2 separate regions of the Homo sapiens genome follow, and region 2 is linked to region 1. A link is an interaction called in ENCODE POLR2A ChIA-PET data of the cell type or tissue named here. Cell type or tissue: MCF 10A. All regions are shown on one strand.

Evidence for each region. ChIA-PET counts read pairs that join two places held together with the same protein. Peaks named below come from ENCODE experiments on the same cell type or tissue, not always from the same donor. Only the 100,000 strongest peaks of a DNase experiment are listed, where the experiment ranks them.
Region 2: POLR2A ChIA-PET joins it to region 1 with 6 read pairs; 3 of 35 experiments call an interaction of 5 or more read pairs at or near these places.

Annotation. Positions count from the first base shown.
Region 1 is chr2:9,768,943-9,772,942 of GRCh38, forward strand. All of the region lies in intron 2 of LOC100996549 (a long non-coding RNA gene), which reads right to left. Among named protein-coding and RNA genes, the nearest start is that of TAF1B, 73 kb to the right of the region's middle. RefSeq lists a silencer at 434-543 and enhancers at 1,246-2,174, 2,175-3,102. In MCF 10A, a CTCF peak has its summit at 1,613 (motif pointing right); DNase peaks (open chromatin) are centred at 679 and 1,619.
Region 2 is chr2:9,592,682-9,596,681 of GRCh38, forward strand. All of the region lies in intron 2 of YWHAQ (tyrosine 3-monooxygenase/tryptophan 5-monooxygenase activation protein theta), which reads right to left. Among named protein-coding and RNA genes, the nearest start is that of YWHAQ, 36 kb to the right of the region's middle. In MCF 10A, no CTCF peak of the experiment used is centred here; DNase peaks (open chromatin) are centred at 2,210 and 2,740.

The DNA of each region.
Region 1 (4,000 bases):
ATTAGGAAAATGGAATCAGGGTAGCGCCTTGGGAGAAAATGCCGTGGATCCCAGGGCCAAAGCTCATTGTGCCCTTGGTGAGCTGTTTGCCCTGAGGAGAGCCCAGCAAAGATGGCTCCCAAGTCGTCTCCTTCAGCCACTGCTGGGCCTGGATGTCCCTAGAAAGTGGGCCAAAGCCAGGTCATGTTCCTGTCGTTGGGGAAGTGGAAAAAAAGGGGCTGCCATCCCGCCTCTCTGACAAACACAGGGAGGTGCCCCCGTGCCTCCGCCACTCTGCCAGGGATACAGACAGACACTCAGGAAGCACCACAGGCCCCAAGAGGCACAGGCACACTGACAAAAGCAAACCCATACCGGGGACACAGATACCACACACATTTAGTCATCGCTGGCGGCCCCCAGGTGCCAGAGACTCTCACAGAAGCTCAAGGACTCGAATGAGGTGTTGGTGTGTTTAACACCCATGCCCCCCCCCACACACACCTGTGTATGCCCACATGCTGCCACTCTGACCTGTGGGTGGGGGCAGGCATGTGAGTGGGCTCTGAGTCTTGGCCTGAGCAGGTGCGTGGGTGTCCCCCCCGCACTCAAATGGGCAGCTGGAAAGGAAGGTCAGGCTCAGGTGCGCAGAGCACAGTGGCCCTGAGCGGGGGTGGTGGGCGTTGCCATGGAGATGACAGCCAGAGAGGCAGCACTGCAGGCGAGCTCCGTGTGGGCGGCTGCTGAGCCCGCAGATCCACAGATCTCAGGAGGGACTGGGCAGTGCTGGAGGCTCCAGGATGGGAGCGGGGGGGCTCTTGAGGTGGGGGTGAAGCTGAGGAGCTCTGGAATGGTCATGAATTTGTGGTCTTGGCTGGGAGCACAGACTATGGGGCCTCTGCCTCCCCCATCAGTGCCACTCACTCCCACTCCTGTCCCCCACCAGCAACTGTGCTGAGCTCACAGCCAAGGCAAAGCTATCAGGGAGGGCAAGCAGAGGCGGGGAGCTAAGGATCGTGGCTGGTTTTAGGAAAACGGCTGAGGAGGGTCTAGCTGATTCTCCCCACCTCCTGGCATCACCTGACCTCTCTTTCTTTTCCACTGGTCCCTCCTTTGCAGCCTAGTGGAATGGGAATCACAGAGGACTGGGAGTCAAACAGTAAATCAGGATGCCTGTCCCTGTCGACCAACTCTGGGACCATGAGCAACCTGCCCAGTGAATCTCAACCTGGGTCTTCACATCTGTGAAATGGGATGAGGAACCCTGATCGACCTACCTCCAGAGCTGCTGAGAAGGTCAAATGACTCTCAAGAAATTCAACTGGACAGACATGGACAGATGCTTACTATGCACCAGCACGCCGTGGCGCTCCAGGGACGGAGAGAAGTACACTCTTGCGGAGCTCACCAGTGAGTGGGTGGGAGACGAGCACGTGCAAACAAGACAGCTCGGATAAGCGCCAGGACTCAGCCTGTTCCAGCAGCTCCTGGGAGTGCCTGCTAAGGGCCAAGTACCGGGATACAGAGAGGCAAGAGCGGCAGAGGAGCCCAGGGACTGCATGGGATTCAAATCACGAAAGAGCAGCGGCCTCCCCCAGAGCAGCCCTCAAATGCATCCGTCTCATTCATCCTCATACACCGCCAGGTGGAGCCACTGAATGCTCTCCCCATTTTACAAGTGAGAAAGCTGTGATCAGAAAGAAACAGCTGTCCCAAGTGCAAACGAACCCTGGGAAGAGGTGGAGCTGGGATTTGACTCTTGTCTGGCAGGTCCCAGAGTCCCTGCTTTGGGCCACTGAGCTCAACTGCTTCTCCCGGCCTCACCCTTCCATGTGCCTATGGCCTCTGGGAGGGAGCTGCCTGGTGTCAAAGGCCCTCCCCTGCTCCCTGCCCCGGCCCTGGCCTGGGCTGTGGTCCCACCAGCCACTCACCCCTCCGCCTTCCCTGTTCTCTCCTCCTTGCCTGTCTTCAATAAGACGGTCCAGGGGCGTGGACAGATAGCACAGTGTCACAGAGCCCGACAGCACTGACATCGGCGTCCTACGCCACCACTTGCGAGCTGGGGCAAGGCCACGGAGCCTCTCTGAGCACTGTTTCCACGCTGCAGTCCACACACGGGCAGTGCAGGGCATGAGCCAGACCCTCAACACCTTCAGTGCTCGCGAGGCACTCTGCACCCCCAGTGCTTCCAGAAGGGGCCATCTGTCCCCTGTTTCCAGGCAGTGGAAGGTGGAGTCTAGCCTGGCAGGACAGGAGGCAGAGGCTGGGCCTTGTCTCCAGAGAAACCGGGGCTCAACTCCTGCCTCCTCCCTCACTCGCTGTGTGTCCTGGGGAAAGTCACAAGGCCTCTCTGAGTTTTGTTCCTGGGGCCTCCCACCCCAGGGTCCCAGACGGGATCCAGCAGGACCCGAGGTCCATGGGTCTGAGCTGGCAGGATCTGAGCTCAGAGACCTTGCCCCTCTCCAGAGGACCCCCACCCCTCCCAGCTCCTCTAGGTGGCCCCCTGGTAGCCTCCCGGGGCCCTGTGAATGGGGGAGGGGGAAGAAGGCGCTGTCACCTGGGTTTGAGGTGGAGGGCACTGGTGGATGGCAGAGGAAGCCTGTCTGGGCTGGGAGAGGGCACCCTATGGCTCCCCTCTCTGGGCCTGGCTCCCCCACTGCTGACAGCCTGGGCTGTGAACAGACCGGTGGGAGGGCCTGCACGGGGCGGGGGATGTGAGGCCAAGGCTGACCTAGGTCTCAGGCACAGCCTTACAGTGGGCAGCTTTGAGAAACCCAGTGAGAAGGGCCAGCTCTGGGCTCAGAGGCCAGGGAGGGCGTGGGAGAAACAGGCAGCGCCCCGCACTGGCTGGCATCTCTTGAGGTTTCTGTAGAAATGTTTGCTCCGGCAGGAAAAAAAAAATCTGTTGCCATGGTAACCTATGTCTTCCCTCCCCAGCTGAGTCCTCAGAGGGAAAATCATCTCAGAATTCCCAGGGATGAGTGGCCAGCTACACTTAGGGGAAGCTTCCCAAACCCAGGCCTCCCAGCAGGGTGAAGAAGCCACATTCGCTCAAACACTGGAGCCTCATTCATTCATTCATTCATTCATTCAACAATCACTGAGACTCTACGCCCCACCCTGTGCTGGGCCTGGGGATGTGGAAATTCATCCAACTCGGTCCCAGAACTCAAGGAGCTCAGACTCTGGTGGGAAGACAGGTGTGTAAGCGTGAAGCCATGGAGGTGGTGAGAGCTTTGACAGGGGATGGCAGAGTGCTGCAGAAGCACAAAGGGAAGGTGGGAGGGCTTCCTGGAGGAGGCCCGCTTTGGCTGGGTCTTTGGGCTGCTCTAGACCCTGGAAGCCCTTAGAGCCCAACCCCCTGCCTGGTGTTCCACCCATTTTACAGAGGAGAGCACTGAGGTCCAGATAGGGTGAATGACTTGCCAGGGTACAAGGAAATGAGTGACAATGTGCGGGTGGGGCTGATGTTCCTAAAAGGAAAGGCAGCTTCATATCCGACCTGAATAAATAATGTATTCTGGATTTTAATTATTTAAAAAGCCTCCATTTCACTGGTGTCTCATCAAAAATAGAAACTCTCTTCCTTTCACTCTAGATTTCTTTTGAAAGTGGCAGGTGGGCGCAGAGGTAGGGCCTGGGCCTCTGAAGCGTCCTGCTTGTGGCAGCAGCTGTGAAGCAGAGGCCGCAAGCCCCGAGCCTCCGACGGAGAAATGACAAGTGACCGTCATCCTGGAGCCTCCCCCCTGCCTTAGGCCAGTCTGCACCTAGCCCTCAGATGGGTGGTCAGCGCACCGCTGTTCCCACAAGACTCGGGTGGTTCCCCAAGTCCACCAGCTTCTCTTTCCTCCCGGGCACACGGGGGTCTTACAGCAGCACCTCTTGGAGATGTCGAAAGAATCCTGCATTCGGTGTCTCTGGGGGGTCCCATCTCTGTCCCCAGACCGGACACACCGTAGACCCCCAACTTATGGACATTTCCATCTTTCAAAGACAGGCCTTAGAGAAAGGAAAGAAAACC
Region 2 (4,000 bases), 180 kb before region 1:
GCTACTGCACTGCAGCCCGGGTGACAGTGTGGACTCCATCTCAAAAAACAAAAACAAAAACAAAAAAAGCTTTTTTGTATTAAATATTACAAAGCAAAATGAAATTCTCATAAAAATGTTAAGATACTAATACCTACTTCATTGGTTTGTTTTGAGAATAAAACCAGTAACAGATGTCAAAGCCTGGAATAGTGTCACATGTTAAGTACTCAGTAAATGTTAGCTAGTATCAGCCTAGGTACACAGTTTGAAAAGCACTGCTCTAGGAAAAGTGAAACTAGTGAACGTTTTAAAGCAGGGAAGAGAGAAGATCCTTTTTACATTTTGGAAAAATAACCACAGATACGCTCAGTTAATATTATATAAAATACCATCCATGATACCAAGTTGGCAAGTCTGGAGAATTAACAAGTAAGGTTGAGTCAAATTCACATAACTGCTAAAGAAAAGGAAGGCTGTTTATAAATTTAAAAATATACAATTCTAACCAAGAACTTTCTTCTTGTTTATCTGACTAAAAGTGGTCTAACAAAATGCAATCACTGCATCCATGTCTTTTTTTTTTTTTTTTTTTTTGAGACAAAGTCTCACTCTGTTGCCCAGGCTAGAGTGCAGTGGTGATTCTCAAATGATTCTCCTGCCTCAGCCTCCCGAGCAGCTGGGACTACAGGCGCACACCACCACGCCCAGCTTACTTTTGTATTTTTAGTAGAGACAGGGTTTCACCATGTTGACCAGGCTGGTCTCAAACTCCTGACCTCAAGTGATCTGCCCACCTCGGCCTCCCAAAGTACTGGGATTACAGGCGTGAGCCACTGCGCCTGGCCCATAAGTTATTTTTAAAGAAAATAAACAGAGGCTGCGTACAACAGCTCACACCTACCATCCAAGCACTCTGGGAAGTAGAGGCAGAGGCAAGAGGATTGCCTGAGAGCCCAGGAGTTTGAGACCAGCCTGGGCAACATAATGGGACCCTGTCTCTACAAAGAATTTTAAAAAAATTAGGTGTGGTGGCATACACCTGTAATCCCAGCTACTTGGAAGGCTGAGGCAGAAGGAAGGCTTAAACCCCGGGGGTGGAGGCTGCAGTGAGCCATGATCGTGCCACTGCATTCCAGCCTGGGAGACAGAGCAAAAGAGATCCTGTCTGTCTCTAAAAGAAAAAAACCAGAAAAACATTAAAAATCCTTTAATTGAAAAAATATTTTAAATAGATTAAAAAAAATATATATATATATATATACACACACACACACACACACTTTTTTAAGGGCCTGAGGCCAGAGGAAGTTAAAACACACACACACACACACACACACGCACGCACAAAAAATTAGTATAAAATTATGTATCGAAGTCTCAGAAGTTTATGCATTATAGAAGTCATGAGTATCAAAATTGTGGCTCAAGTTGGAAAGTTGCTGAGCCAGGAGTGTGGCAAAAGAGGTCATTAGGGCCACACCCAAATTAAAGGCAACTGTGACAAGTGCTGCTCCAGTATCACTACACTCTTAACTGTAAAAACAACAGACAAATCAGTTTTTCAGAATTTATTGTGCTCAACATCACCAATATAATTTTAATAGTTTTTTAATAAACTGAGACACTCGAATCTTAAAAAATTATATTACTTTAACTTTTTCCTCTATTACCATTTTCATGTATTATGGATGACTTTCAATTTAAAAACTATTTTTATGAACTGAATTTAGGGTTGTGGTGGAAGGAGGAGGGTAGGAGGCAATAGTGAGATAGTCACAAAAAAAGTTCTAGATCTCAAACTGACTCAGTCATTGGTATCTTTAAATGAGTGGATTCTGAGAAGTAGTATCAAAGAAGGCAAACATAGTATTTATACCGAGAGAAATACCACCTCTGCCTGTACCCACACCAAGGAACTCTAATGTAAAGTAAGATGCCTCTCACTTTTCTTGTTCCTCCAAGTGAGTCAGTCAGTTACAATGAAATTCCACAGGATCTCCAAAAAGATGCCAGCTCTGGTGAAGATATTATTTATGGTCACAAAAAAAGCTACTCAGTACCTTTAAGACCTAGTGCTCTGTTAACTGTGGTAGATTTGTAAGAGCAGGGGCTGAGAAAAGTCTGACTAGAACAATGGCTTAGGGTGAGGAGTAGGGAAGAGAGAAATTTCCATTCTAGCACTAGTCTCTCCTGAGTCACTCATGCTAGATGTGTGGGTGTTCTCAAGGACTGTGGACAAAGGGCCTTCCAAGGATTCAGAAAGCTGCCAAACAGCTACTGCATTCATTACAACACAGCCACTTATGAGCTAACCTCTTCTTTCTAAAATTATTAACTTTGACTACTAGTTTGCATATAACCATTACGTATGATTTACAGTGTTGGGCTTTTACAAAGTGACTTGGGCATTACTTCCATCCTGGAGTTTCAGCCAGGTATCATGGTTCTTTGTCAGATGCCACTAGCTCTCTGTGAAGGAAACAACAGGTACAGAATAGTTCCGTCTTTCCATATACTATCAGTAGTAAAGATGTATACTTTAGCTCAACTAAAAGACATAATGGAGTCTGCTTCATGTCTTTCCCAAATAATCAAGTCTGTATCTGTATTATCAATACCAAATATTATTAATGCCAGATAGAATATAGCCTATAAATGTATAATATTTTAAAATTATTGTAAAAAACACGGATCAGAGACCAAAAACCCCAAACTGACACATAACTCCCTGAAAGTCTTTCCCAGAAGTCAGGAGCGAGGGCCAGGTGCCGTGACTCATGCCTGTTATCCCAGCACTTTGGGAGGCCGAGATGGGTGGATCACTTGAGGTCAGGAGTTCAAGACCAGCCTGACCACCACGGTGAAACCCCATTTCTACTAAAAATACAAAATTAGCCGGGTATGGTGACACATGCCTGTAATCCCAGCTATTTGGGAGGCTGACACAGGAGAACTGCTTGAACCCAGGAGGCAGAAGTTCCAGTGAGCTGAGATATTGCACTCCAGCCTGGGCAACAAGAGCAAAATTCCATCTCAAAAAAAAAAAAAAAAAAAAAGTCACCAGACGGGAGTATAGTTAGATGTTCCCCCACTGATTTCTTCTGTACGTTATTCTTATCAATTAAGCAGGAGCTCCCCCTTGTAAACTCGTTAGCAAATTTTATTATCTTGGGAGTTTTGGTGGGCTAAGACTGAAGGTCCCTCTGGTGCTGACAGTGTTACTTGACTGAGGGTAAAATGTGGATGGTAGTGTGTTCCTTTTTGAGAATTTGAAAACTAAGAGGTCAATGTACTACCCACAATAAAAGATGAACTAGTAATTTGGAACACTCTAGACCAAAGAAACAAGGAAAGTGAAAGGAAAGAATGTAAGTTATTATAGAGGTTGCTTTAGGAAATGCTAAAGGAACTCAGAATAAGTTTAATCTTAGAAAAATAGGATGGGAACAATAGACTATAACACAAAAGCTATAAAGAATAATATAAGAAATGAAACTGTTGAGAAATAATATTAATGCAAATTTAGAACAGTAACTATTCCTCCTTTCCCCCACCCCCATATCTTAGGAAAAAAAGGCTTCCAGAAGAACAACAAAACCCCCATACGATCTTCAAGAGTTAACTATTGTATAAAACAATCCTACCGTCACTTCAACCACTTTTTCAAAATAATTTATTTGGTTTCAGTGGCAAAATTCTGTAACACTCAACAAATTAATCTTTTAATTCTAAATTCATTTATAAGCGATTTCCATTTTACAGAGTAAATAAGCTACTCTATTGAAGAAAGAGTAGGTAACTGTTATGAAAAGCCTTAAAATACACGCAAAATAACAGGAAGCAAAAAAATGTTCTAAGAAGTTTCATTTTCCTAATAGTTTACTGAGGTTCATTAGCAAACACACTATTAACATGCTGAATCTCTAACTTTAGGATACACATATCAGTCATTATTTCTATATTATCAGTTAACCAGCATATTAATAGACCCTAAAATGGAGCATTTCTAAGAAAGATA